Regions from separate parts of the Homo sapiens genome. Here region 2 is linked to region 1. A link is a contact called in ENCODE Hi-C or POLR2A ChIA-PET data. All regions are on one chromosome and are shown on one strand. The core of a region is the stretch at or near the end of the contact, and the rest is flanking DNA. Distances in the headings are between cores, read along the strand shown.

Region 1 (6,015 bases), core at 2,372-4,871:
GAAGCATGAGAAAACTCATCACGGGACTCATTTTCCTTAAAATTTGGACTTTTACAGTAAGGACTTCAACTGACCTTCCTCAGGCTGAGGGCTGTTCCCAGTGTATGCATCAAGTCACTGAGGTAGGACAAAAGGTTGCTACGGTCCTATTATTTTATGGTTATTATAAGTGTACTGGAACTCTAAAAAGAACTTGTTGGTATAATGTTATTCTATACAAGGTATGTAGCCCAGGAAATGACAAACCTGATGTGTGTTATGACCCATCTGAGTCTCCCATGACCACAGTTTTTAAAATAAGATTAAAGACTGAGGACTGGTGGGGGCTTATAAACAATACGAGCAACGTGTTAGCCAAAACAGAAGAAAAAGGGGTGCCCAAAGAAGTCACCTTAAAATTTGATGCCTGTGCTGTCTTTAATAGTAATGTTAGAAATAAGGTGTGGTTCTCTTAATTAGAAAAGAGGCTATATGGCAGAAAATAAGTACATCTGTCATAAATTAGGACTGTGTAGAAATAAATGTAAATACTGGTCTTGTGTCATTTAGGCCACTTGGATTTAAAAAAAATGAAAAGGATCCAGTCCACCTTCAGAAAGGAAAAAATGGCCCTTCCTGTACTAAAGGGCAATGTAACCCCTTAGAGCTAGTAATAACCAATCCCCTTGATACTCGCTGGAAAAAAGACGAGCATGTGACCTTAGGAATCGACGGGGCCGGACTGCATCCTTGAGTAAATATCTTGGTTCGAGGAGAAGTTTACAAACGCTCTCCTGAGCCAGTGTTTCAACCTTTCTATGATGAACTAAATGTGCCAGTACCAGAAATTCCAGGAAAAACAAGAAATTTGTTTTTGCAATTAGCCGAGCATGTAGCCCAGTCTCTCAATGTCACTTCATGTTATGTATGTGGAGGAACTGTAATAGGAGATCAATGGCCATAGGAAGCCCAAGAATTAGTACCTACAGACACAGTTCCTGATGAATTCCCGGCTCAAAAGAATCACCCTGATAATTTCTAGGTCCTAAAAGGCTCAATTATTGGACAATATTGCATAGCTAAAGAAGGAAAAGAATTCACTCACCCTGTCAGATGACTTAGTTGTCTGAGACAGAAACTGTATAATGGTACCACAAAAACAGTCACTTGGTGGAGTTCAAATCACACAGAAAGAAATCCATTTAGTAAATTCCCAAAGTTGCAAACCGTGTGGACCTACCCAGAGTCACACCAGGACTGGACAGCCCCCACTGGATTATACTGGATATGTGGGCAAACAGCTTATGCCAGATTACCTGGCCAGTAGGCAGGTAGTTGTGTTATTAGCACTATTAAACCATCTTTCTTCCTACTGCCCACAAAAACAGGCGAACTCCTGGGCTTCCCTGTCTATGCTTCCCGCGAAAAGAGAAGCATAGCTATAGGAAATTGAAAAAATGATAAATGGCCCCCTGAGAGAATCATACAATATTATAGGCCTGCTACTTAGGCACAAGACAGCTCGTGAGGATACCGGACCCCCATTTACATGATCAACCGAATCATACGGTTACAAGCTGTCTTAAAAATAATCACTAGTAAAACCAGCAGAGCCTTGACTATTCTGGCCTGGCAAGAAACTCAGATGAGAAATGCTATCTATCAAAATAGATCAGCTCTCGACTACAGCTGAAGGAGAGGTCTGCAGGAAATTTAACCTTACTAATTGCTGCCTACACATAGATAATCAAGGGTAAGTAGTTGAAGACATAGTTAGAGATATGACAAAACTGGCACATGTGCCCGTACAAGTGTGGCATAGATTTGATCCTGGGGCCATGTTTGGAAAATGGTTCCCAGCACTAAGAGGATTTAAAACTCTTATAATAAGAGTTATAATAGTAATAGGAACCTGCTTACTGCTCCCTTGTTTGCTACCTGTACTTCTTCAAATGATAAAAAGCTTCATCACTACCTTAGTTCACCAAAATGCTTCAGCACAATGTACTATGTGAATCACTATCGATCTGTCTTGCAAGAAGACATGGGAAGTAAAAATGAAAGTGAGAACTCCCACTATTGAGTGAGATTCTCAAAGGGGGGGAATAAGGGAGGAGACCACCGCTCATATTGTCTTATGCCCAATTTCTGCCTCCAAAGAAAGAAAAAGTAAAAACTAAAAGACAGAAATGAAATCCACAAGCAGGCAGCCCGGCGCCACACCCTGGGCCTGGTAGTTAAAAATCGACCCCTGACCTAATTGGTTATGTTATCTATAGATTACAGACATTGGATAGAAAAGCACTGTGAAAATCCCTATCCTGTTTTGTTCCGATGTAATTACCGGTGCATGCAGCCCCCAGACACGTACCCCCCACTTGCTCAATCAATCATGCCCCTCTCATGTGCACCCCCTTAGAGTTGTGAGCCCTTAAAAGGGACAGAAATTGCTCACTCGGGGAGCTCGGCTCTTGAGACAGGAGTCTTGCCAATGCCCCCGGCCGAATAAACCCCTTCCTTCTTTAATTCAGAGTTTGAGGACTTTTGTCTGCGGCTCATCCTGCTACAGCATAAGCCGCCAAGCCCGACCATAAAACATGTTTTAAATTAGAAGATGTTCTTTGCACTTTTGTTTTTCTGGAGGAATGTCATGGTACACAGAGTGAAGACCTAACTTAAGGAGGCCTTGGAGCCTGTCAAGCATACAATGATTCAGGTCTGTACCGGGCTGTGGCACTGCCTTCACTCCCCTCCACCCTGGGCAGAGGCAGAGGGCAGGAGAATCTGGTGAGCTGAGGCCACATGTCCACCTGGTGTGGCTGGTGTGGTCCACACAGCTGGAATGATAAAAGCACCGCACTCATCCGTGCCAGGCCCGGTGCTACTCATGCTTCTCCTTCACTCTTCACCACATTCCCAGGACTGAAGCATTGGTTTATTCCCATTTTCCAAAAAAGGAAACTGAGGCTCATAGTGTTTAAGCCTCAAGCCTCAGGCCACCATGAATACTTCTCATCTGCAAAAGAGAACACCCAAATGTGCCCACCCACCCTACAGATTCTTGGAGGTCTGGCTCACTTATCTCCAAGAAAGCCCCCTCTGGACCATCCAGAAGCCACGAGATGGTAACAGTGCTTCCTCTGCAGGGGCTCTGATCGACCTTGGGTCTGCAAGGGGTAGCAGTCAGGGGTCACCTGAGCCTAGCTCAGTGGGTGTGCTCCTCACACTGCATGACCGCATGCTGTGGGTGGGCCTGTGCACATGTGTGTTTGTGCACACAGAGGAAACGAGTGTAGGCGGGGATCAAGGTCATTTTTACAAACAGAAAAGCTGCAGCATCTCCATAACTCAGCTTGTGGGCTAGACAGTCACCACAGAAAAAAGGAAGCCAGACCAAAACTGAACCACTGGACTACTGCAAGCCCGCCCCAGCAGGGAGCCAGTGCAGGACCCCTGTGAGAAATGGGAACTCTGTACTATCTTTATAGCTTTTCTATAAATCTAAAACTCTTCAAAAATAAAGCATTTATTAACAACAATGACAACAAAAGCATTGACTAAGCTCTGTGAACTGAGAATTTTGTTCTTTACCAAATGGGGATTTCTAACACATCTTTTCAAGTGGTTTGGCAGCATCTTGGAGCTTCCCATTGCTAACAGCGTGCTAATGACAACTGCCCTTAAAGGAGGCCTCCTGCAGAGCGCCCGCTGCCCCCGTGACCCTCCTCCAGCTGTCTGTGAGATAAGAGTAGTGATAACATAGCTGCTCTTGGAGGAGCATTGTGTGACGGCCAAGGCCCAGAGGCCCCGAAGAGGAGGCACTGTTACCATCTCTATTTTACAGATGAGGAAACCCAGGCTCTAGAGGGTGAGAAAATGCCAGAGCTGGACCTACAGTTCTGCCTGATTCCAAAGTTCAAATCTTAACCACTGCTAAAGAAATAAAGCGGTATATATACATATATACATATACACACACACACATACATACATACATACATATGTATATATATATATATACACACACATATACATGCATACATATATATATATATATATATATTTTTTTTTTAATTGAGACACGGTCTCACTCTGTTGCCCAGGCTGGAGTGCAATGGTGCAATCATAGTTCACTGCAGCCTCAAACTCCTATACTCAAGCAATCCTCCCACTTCAGCCTCCTGAATAATTGTGATCACAGGCACACACCACCATGCCCAGCTAACTTTTTATTTTATTTTATTTTTGTAGAGGCAGGCTCTCGTTATGTTGCCCAGGCTGGACTCAAACTCGTGAGCTCAAGCAATGCTTCTACCTTGGCCTCTCAGAGTGCTGGGATTACAGGTGTGAGCCACCATGCCTGGCCTCATATATTTTATAAATATGAAGGCTCTCTGTACCTCATCCCAAAGGGTGTGGTTTATTACCATCTCTCAGGATTTTACACACTCAGGAAACCCACATACTTCGAGTTCTAGGAACCAAACCCATAGGCCAGAATATGGCTGCCCTCCAAAAAGTACTGTGTGCAGTCTTTGTTGTGAAGTGCCTTCTCAGGGTGGCCCCAAGGTTTTCCCAGACTCTTCCATATTGGTGAGGTTCTGTGTGTCTCCAGGGCTGTCAGAGCCCTCATGCCTCAGCCATCCCTGTAAGGGCAGGAGGACAGGCACAGACAGGTAGACACTGACTCCCTTTCTACCTAGGTCACATGGCACATGGCAGGGCAGACAGGACCACATCCAGACCAGGGCTGTGGTCACCAGGGAAGTCCATTAAACCACTGCATTATGTGACATTCTCTAGAAGGCACCTGGGCAGGGAGGCCAGGGCAACTTAGGTTTAGGGCCAGGTTAACTGCCATGGCTTTTGGGGAGAGAAAGTGACCTAAAATATATAGATACAGGAATTTAATACAAATATGACAGCACACACTTGAATATGATTTGTAGGTTCTGACAACTCAGATGAACCTGGCTTTTCATGAAATCAGCGCTAACCAAAGCGGGCATGTATAGCAATGGGAGCCCTTTCCTTCATCCCAACCTAGATCATTCCCTAATCCCTTTTCTATCCCATCCCACTCAGAACTCAGCTCTCAAGAAGCTCAGTTTCATGATGACCTTGAATTTAATCTACCTTCCCTCGGTGCTTTAAGAGTATTTTTTCTACACTAGATTGATTTACAATGCCTTGTTTGTTTCTTTGTAAGCATTCTTGAGCCTTTCTCAGGCGTCTATGTCAAGGCTTTACCTAAACTAATTGTATTGGGCCACAGCTGTGCACAGGGTAACCAAGAATTCTGGTCTCCCTGGGACCATCCCAGGTTTCAAGTCTGGGCAAACCTCTCAGCCCCAAGAAAACCAAGAGGGTTGGTCAGCTTAGCTATGAAGCTCCTCTTCAGAAGCCTTTCCAGCTGGTCATAGCTAGAGCAGTATTGTCAGTAAGTGGTGTAGACCCTCACATGTGGTCCTTGGAGAGCAACAAGGTGTCCCCTGGGAGCTTATTAGACATGCAGACTCTCAGGCCCCACCCGGCCCTGCTCATCAGAATCTGCTCTTCAGCACAGTCCCTGGGGGCTCCTATGCTTGTCACAGTGGAGAACAGCTGTGCTGGTGGGGAGACTTCCTGCTGAGAAACACAGTGTGGATGACATCTGCTTTTGAGGCACACTTCCAGGGGAGTCCCCCATTTGAACTTAGCCCAAAGCTTTTGGGAAGCCAGTAAAGCACTAGACTAGACCAATTTGAAACCATCCTAACTGGGGCAGAGATCAGTGATAGTCTCCAACAAGGCTCAGGAGGGCTGCAGGCATGTAGGGCACCCAGCAGAGCCCCCACACAGGCCTTTTCTCTCTGAGAATGCAAGGGAAAGAGAGGAATGGCCTCATATCTGCTCTAATTATACATACATATATATATATGTGTGTGTGTGTATCTCTATATATACACATTATATTATATATATACATTATATTTTTTATATGTGTGTGTATATATATATATATATATATATATGAAATTTTTTTTTTTTGAGACA
Region 2 (6,015 bases), core at 2,091-4,590, 490 kb after region 1:
TTGTTTTACTGCTTTATCCAGTGCCTGGAGCATAGAAGACACTCAGTAGATAGTTGTTTAATAAGATAATGAATGAGTACATAGTTTAAAATAATGTCTACTACAACTGTGTAATACAATGGAAAAATAACCAAAATCTACACTTAAGTGAAAAGATCATGATGTAAAATGTCATGTGTTACATAATTAGATCTGTGTTGAGAGAACTTCTGTTCCTCGCCACGATGAAATAATAGACTCCAGGGATTTACTTTTTTTTTTTTTTTTTGAGATGGATGAAGTTTCTCTCTTGTTGCCCAGGCTGGAGTACGATGGCTCCATCTCGGCTCACTGCAACCTCTGCCTCCTAGGTTCAAGCAATTCTCCCGCCTCAGCCTCCCTAGTAACTGGGATTACAGGTGCTCACCACCACGCCCAGCTAATTTTTTGTATTTTTAGTAGAGACGAGGTTTCACCATGTTGGCCAGGCTGGTCTCAAACTCCTGACCTCAGGTGATCCACCCGCCTTGGCCTCCCAAAGTATTGGGATTACAGGCGTGAACCACAGCACCCAGCCAGGGATTCACTTTCTTACCTGAAACTACTAAAAATCTGAACAAACTATACGACACAACAGTTTCAGGATTTGGTTAGTTAGCACAGGATTGTGTCCCTGAAAGAAGGGAGGGGAAAACCAAGGTCAGTCCTATGATTGCTTCAGTTTAACTGGCTACAGGCAGTTTCCTGGCTGCAGTGTGGGGAAGAGGAACCCAAGCACAGCCTCGTGCTCTCACTGAGTTGAGAGACTGAAGTTTAGGAATGCTGAGATGGCGAGAATTTGAGAGGCAACATATCAGGGAGGAGGAACCTGCCCTGCAAGAGAGCTCCAGAGATCTGCAGGTTGATAATTTGACTGGGTACTGATCTGTGCATGTAGGAGAGAAAACAACATGAAACTGCGTAAAACAAACATACATGCAATAGAAAGCAAGGACATCGGGCCGGGCGCGGTGGCTCACACCTGTAATCCCAGCACTTTGGGAGGCGAAGTGGGCAGATCACGAGATCAGGAGTTTGAGACAAGCCTGGCCGATATGGTGAAACCTCGTCTCTACTAAAAATACAAAAATTAGCCAGGCGTGTTGCCATGCGCCTGTAGTCCCAGCTACTCAGGAGGCTGAGGCAGGAGAATCGCTTGAACCTGGGAGGCGGAGGTTGTAGTGCGCCGAGATCGCGCCACTGACTCCAGCCTGGGCGACAGTGACTCCGTCTCAGAAAAAAAAAAGAAAGAAAGAAAGAAAGCAAGAACACCCCAAATTCCTGAAGGTCACGGAATTCAGTTCCCATTAGGCAGAGTGGAAAGACCTCATCACACACAGAGCATTAAGTAGAGTCCACAGAAGGGTATGGTCATGGTGGTGGGGCTAAATAAGCCCTAGACTACCTGTTGCTCTGGACCCACCCTAACAAAGCTTAAAAGCAAGCCTTGAAGGGATCAGATTAAATCTAAGTAACTTAACTGAACAAAGTAGAGCATTATTTAAAGGATTACAACAAAATCTAGTATCCAACAAGGTAAAATTCACAATATCCAGCGACCAGTCGAAGCTTGCCAAGCATGCATCACAATAGGAAAATAGTACCCATAACTAGGAGAAAAGTCAGTCAGTAAAAACAGACCCAGAAGTGGCAGAGATGATGAAATTAGCAGATAAGAACCTTAAAAACAACTACTATAAGCATGCTTCACATGCTGAGGAAGATAGAAAACCTGAGCCAGGTGTGGTGGCTCACGACTGTAATCCCAGCACTTTGGGAGGCAGAGGCGGGTGGATCACTTGAGGTCAGGAGGCAGAGGCGGGTGGATCACTTGAGGTCGGGAGGCAGAGGCGGGTGGATCACTTGAGGTCAGGAGGCAGAGGCGGGTGGATCACTTGAGGTCAGGAGGCAGAGGCGGGTGGATCACTTGAAGCCAGGAGTTCGGGACCAGACTGGCCAATACAGTGAAGTCCCGACTCTATTAAAAATACAAAAATTAGCTGGGCGTGGTGGCATGCACCTGTAATCCCAGCTACTTGGAAGGCCGAGGCATGAGAATTGCTTGAACCCCGGAGGCGGAGGTTGCAGTGAGCTGAGACACCACCACTGCACTCCAGCCTGAGCGATAGAGACTCTGTCTCAAAAAAGAAAATAAAAATAGATAGAAAACATGAACACAATGAAAGGATAAACTGAAGATACAAAAAAGATCCAAACGAAACTCCTAGAGATGAAAAATACATTTGAAATGGAAAGTATACTGCATGGGATTAAGAACAAATTGGACGATGCAAAAGAAAAGATCAATAAATTGAAAACATAGCAATAGAAACTGTCTAGAGAAAAACAACTAAAGAAACAAAAAATAAAGAGAGAGAGGTAAAGAGAGTGAGCTTCAGTTACCTGAGAGACAATATTAAGCAGTTTAACATGGAATTTAAGTCCCAGAAGAGGGGAATAAGAAATTTTTTTTGAAAAAATAATGGCTGAAAATTTCCCCAAATTGATGAAAACCATAAACTCACGCATACAAGAAGCTCAATAATCTCCAAGCAGAGTAAATATAAAGAAAACTGGCCAGGCACAGTGTCTCACACCTGTAATCTCAGCACTTTAGGAGGCTGAGGCAAGAGGATCGCTTGAGCCCAGGAGTTTGAGACCAGCCTCAGCAACATAGTGAGACCTTGCCTTTATTTAAAAAAAAAAAAAAAAATGAAGGCATGGTGGCACACACCTGTGGTCCCAGCTACTGGAAAGGCTGAGGTAGGAGGATTGCTTGGGCCCAGGAGGCAGAGGTTGCAGTGAACCGAGATTGTGCTACTCTAGTCTGGGTGACAGAGTGAGACTCTGTCTCAAAATAAAATAAAAAATCAACCTTGGACCTTCGTTTGTCACCCAGAAATTCAGTCAACGGGTCAGTCCATCAGACCAATAGCAGTAGTGAGCACCACTTGCATAGAGAAAAAAGCCAGCCCGCCAGGATAAAATAGGAGGGTCCCGAGGCCTTAACTGTGCAGAAGTGCTTCCCACACAAAGGTTTCCTCACCTGTCAGTGTCTACCCCAACAAGCACCAGAGAACCATCATGAAAATGTACAGTGAATGTGAGGGAGGGCCAATCACATTAACATTAAATGTGAGGGAGGGCCAATCACATTAACATTAAATGTGAGGGAGGGCCAATCACATTAACATTAGCAGGACTGTACCTTGAAACCGTTAACCCTGGGAGAAAGAATGGTTGAACAGTAAGCTTTCTGCATTGTTGAGATGAAGCCAGCAACAGTAGGCAAGAAGGTCGTAGCAGGAAGAAGGAAGTATTCTCTGGAGACCAACTCTCCTGTTTCAGTTTCGTCCCTGGGGCTAGTCCTGCTGAGTCCTGTAAGGTAGTAGTGTGGTGGTTCTTAATCTTTTTTTTTTCTTTTCGTGTTGGAGGCACATCTTTGACTATTAGAATTTGGTGTAGCAGATTTGAAAAAATATGTATTGTAAAACTGAAAATGATACCAAAGTAAGCAGTAATTTCACCTGCAGTCATTGCCAAAATATTAAGTTCTCACAGCATTTACAGCACTCATAGAGGCAGCACCAGTTTTCGGTCCTTCTATAATACATCACCATCTAGAAACGGCCTGTTTATAGACCCCTAAAGCCATCTCTTACATACTCTAGAGACAAAGTTCTCATGTGTTCCAGTCAACACAGGAGTTTTTTTGTTGATTTGTTTAGGGTGGGGGTGGTGGGTGCTGGCTCCATGTCATATTATTTCCTCCTCTATCTAGAAGAAAGTTTACGTCGCTCTCTGTACCCATAATGTGAACCCCTTGAGTCAGCAGTGAGTATTCTGACATACACTGAATCCTCAGTTGTAGCAAAAAGTGATTTTTTTTTTTTGAGATGAAGTCCCACTCTTGTCACCCAGGCTGGAGTGCAGTGGCACAATCTCAGCTCACTGCAACCTCCGCCTCCCGGGTTCAAGTGATTCTCCTGCTTCAACCTCCCAGGTAGCTGGGATTACAGGTGGCCTGCCACCATGCCCAGCTAATTTTTGTATTTTTAGTAGAGATGGGGAGACGGGGTTTCACCGTGTTGGCCAGGCTGGTCTCAAACTCCTGACCTCAGATGATCTACCCGCCTCAGCCTCCCAAAGTGCTAAGATTACAGGCGTGAGCCACTGCTCCCGGCCCTCAAAAGGTGATCTTTAGTATTTTTAGTAGAGACAGGGTTTAACCGTGTTAGCCAGGATGGTCTCGATCTCCTGACCTTGTGATCTGCCCATCTCGGCCTTCCAAAGTGTTGGAATTACAGGTGTGAGCCACTGCACCCAGCCGCATTGGCCAATATTTGACAGTGCCCTGTGAAAGGATTGGCAGGAGAAGAAAATAAATAGGAAACAGTTTTCCAGCCACAAGAAATTCAACTCAATTCAATCAAGGCTGACTAAACACCTGCTGCATCTAAGTCCTTGAGCCAGGGTGGGCTTCTGTCCCTAGCAGAGGCTCTTCAGCCTGGAGGCGCACCGCTGGGCTGGGGCAGGACCAGTTAAAAGTGAGGAAACCATACATGTACGTCAGAGATATGTTTTCTCTCTTTTCCCTTTGGGAAGATGTTCTTGGGAGTTCTTTGCCAGGAAGTTGGTCACTTCCTGCCCAAATGATGAGGTTTCCAAAAGGTATAAATAGATTCACTTGCCACATGGAATTGGCTGAAGATGCCTCCACATGCCAGAAGGAAGCCTTGGGAGGGTTCTTTCCAGTATCAGGGAGCTCAGAGACAGGAGGCAGCAGCTGCCAGAGAAGCAGCACCAGCACCAGCCGGGCCCAGTGGGCTTCAGGGCTGAGGGCAAAAGGGCCTGGAAAAGTAACAAGTCTGTTGCGGAAAGTGCCGGGACTAACGTGCTGTGAGTACGGTGAAGCATATGAGAGAAAAGAGCATAGTAAATGATGAATAAGTATAAGAAATGCGGCCGGGCGCAGTGACTCACACCTATAGGCCCAGCACTTTGGGAGGCCGAGTCGGGCAGATCATCTGAGGTCAGGAGTTCGAGACCAGCCTGGCCAACATGGTGGAACTCTGTCTCTACGAAAAATGCAAAAATTAGCTGGGCATGGTGGCGCACACCTATAATCCCAGCTACTCTGGAGGCTGAGGATGGAGAATTGCTTGAACATGGGAGGTGGAGGTTCCAGTGAGCTGAGATCATGCCACTGCACGCCAGCTGAGGCAACAGAGTGAGACTTCGTCTCAAAAAAAAAAAAAGTAAGAAATGCGTTTGTAAGGATCTGCAGAAGGAAAAAAGAAGACTACTAGAAATGTCAGTACCTGCTCAGTGAGTCATGCAGGGTGAACCACATACAGGAAGGGGTCAGAGGGTGCAAGAAGGGGAAGAACATGATAACTTATAGGGCCAAAGGCTGTGAGACTCACCTGGTTGTGCTAAAGAATTCTCCATGTAGGCATTGGTGTTACATTCAAATTTGTGTTGCACATATATTGTTTTTGTGTAACTTTAAGTGCGTACTAAGTTCTATTGGTACTTTATCCATGGGAGTAATTAAATTATCAAACACATCCTTTTTTGCTAATGGTATTGCTCTGCCAAGGTAAAAAGGACCCCTGCCTTGGGCCTTTGCTTTAGACCTTAATTATTCAAAGTGTGGCCCTTGTACCAGCAGCATCAACAGCACCTGGAAGCTTGGGAGAAATGCAGAATATCAGGCCCTACCCCATACCTACTTAATAAGATCCCAGGTGATTCACATGTGCATTAAAGTCAGAGAACTGTGCTTCCTCCAGCTGTGTCTCTCCTCACTGCAGGCACGGTCCTCAGGGCCAAGGAGACGTGGCCATCCAGCACCCCTTCCCTTCTAGATCATGCTCCAGGTAGCTGGGACACCAGAATACTCTGGACATTGGCCCTCTCTGACCCTGCCCCCAGAGTTTTTGTGGCCCATCCCCTCAGGGATGGCCTCATTGCCACCATGAGATCTCTGGGCCT

Evidence for each region. A loop is a pair of places that touch in the nucleus more often than their neighbours do. ChIA-PET counts read pairs that join two places held with the same protein, here RNA polymerase II (POLR2A). Pooled maps may share reads with other maps.
Region 2: a loop to region 1 is called in a pooled map, with 9 times the contacts of the local background. The contact joins two enhancer-like sites. A Hi-C loop is called at or near these places in 3 of 50 pooled maps. POLR2A ChIA-PET finds 5 or more read pairs at or near these places in 3 of 52 experiments (CD8-positive, alpha-beta T cell, WTC11 and activated B cell).

Annotation. Positions count from the first base shown.
Region 1 is chr1:211,692,035-211,698,049 of GRCh38, forward strand. No RefSeq gene overlaps it. Among named protein-coding and RNA genes, the nearest start is that of NEK2-DT, 19 kb to the left of the region's middle. RefSeq lists an enhancer at 3,225-3,724. Within about 2 kb of position 3,622, at least 3 of the 41 ENCODE cell types and tissues checked have a DNase peak (open chromatin) inside an H3K27ac peak, as active enhancers do.
Region 2 is chr1:212,183,436-212,189,450 of GRCh38, forward strand. No RefSeq gene overlaps it. Among named protein-coding and RNA genes, the nearest start is that of LINC02608, 99 kb to the right of the region's middle. RefSeq lists enhancers at 3,172-3,466, 3,417-3,466, 3,517-3,576. Within about 2 kb of position 3,341, at least 4 of the 41 ENCODE cell types and tissues checked have a DNase peak (open chromatin) inside an H3K27ac peak, as active enhancers do.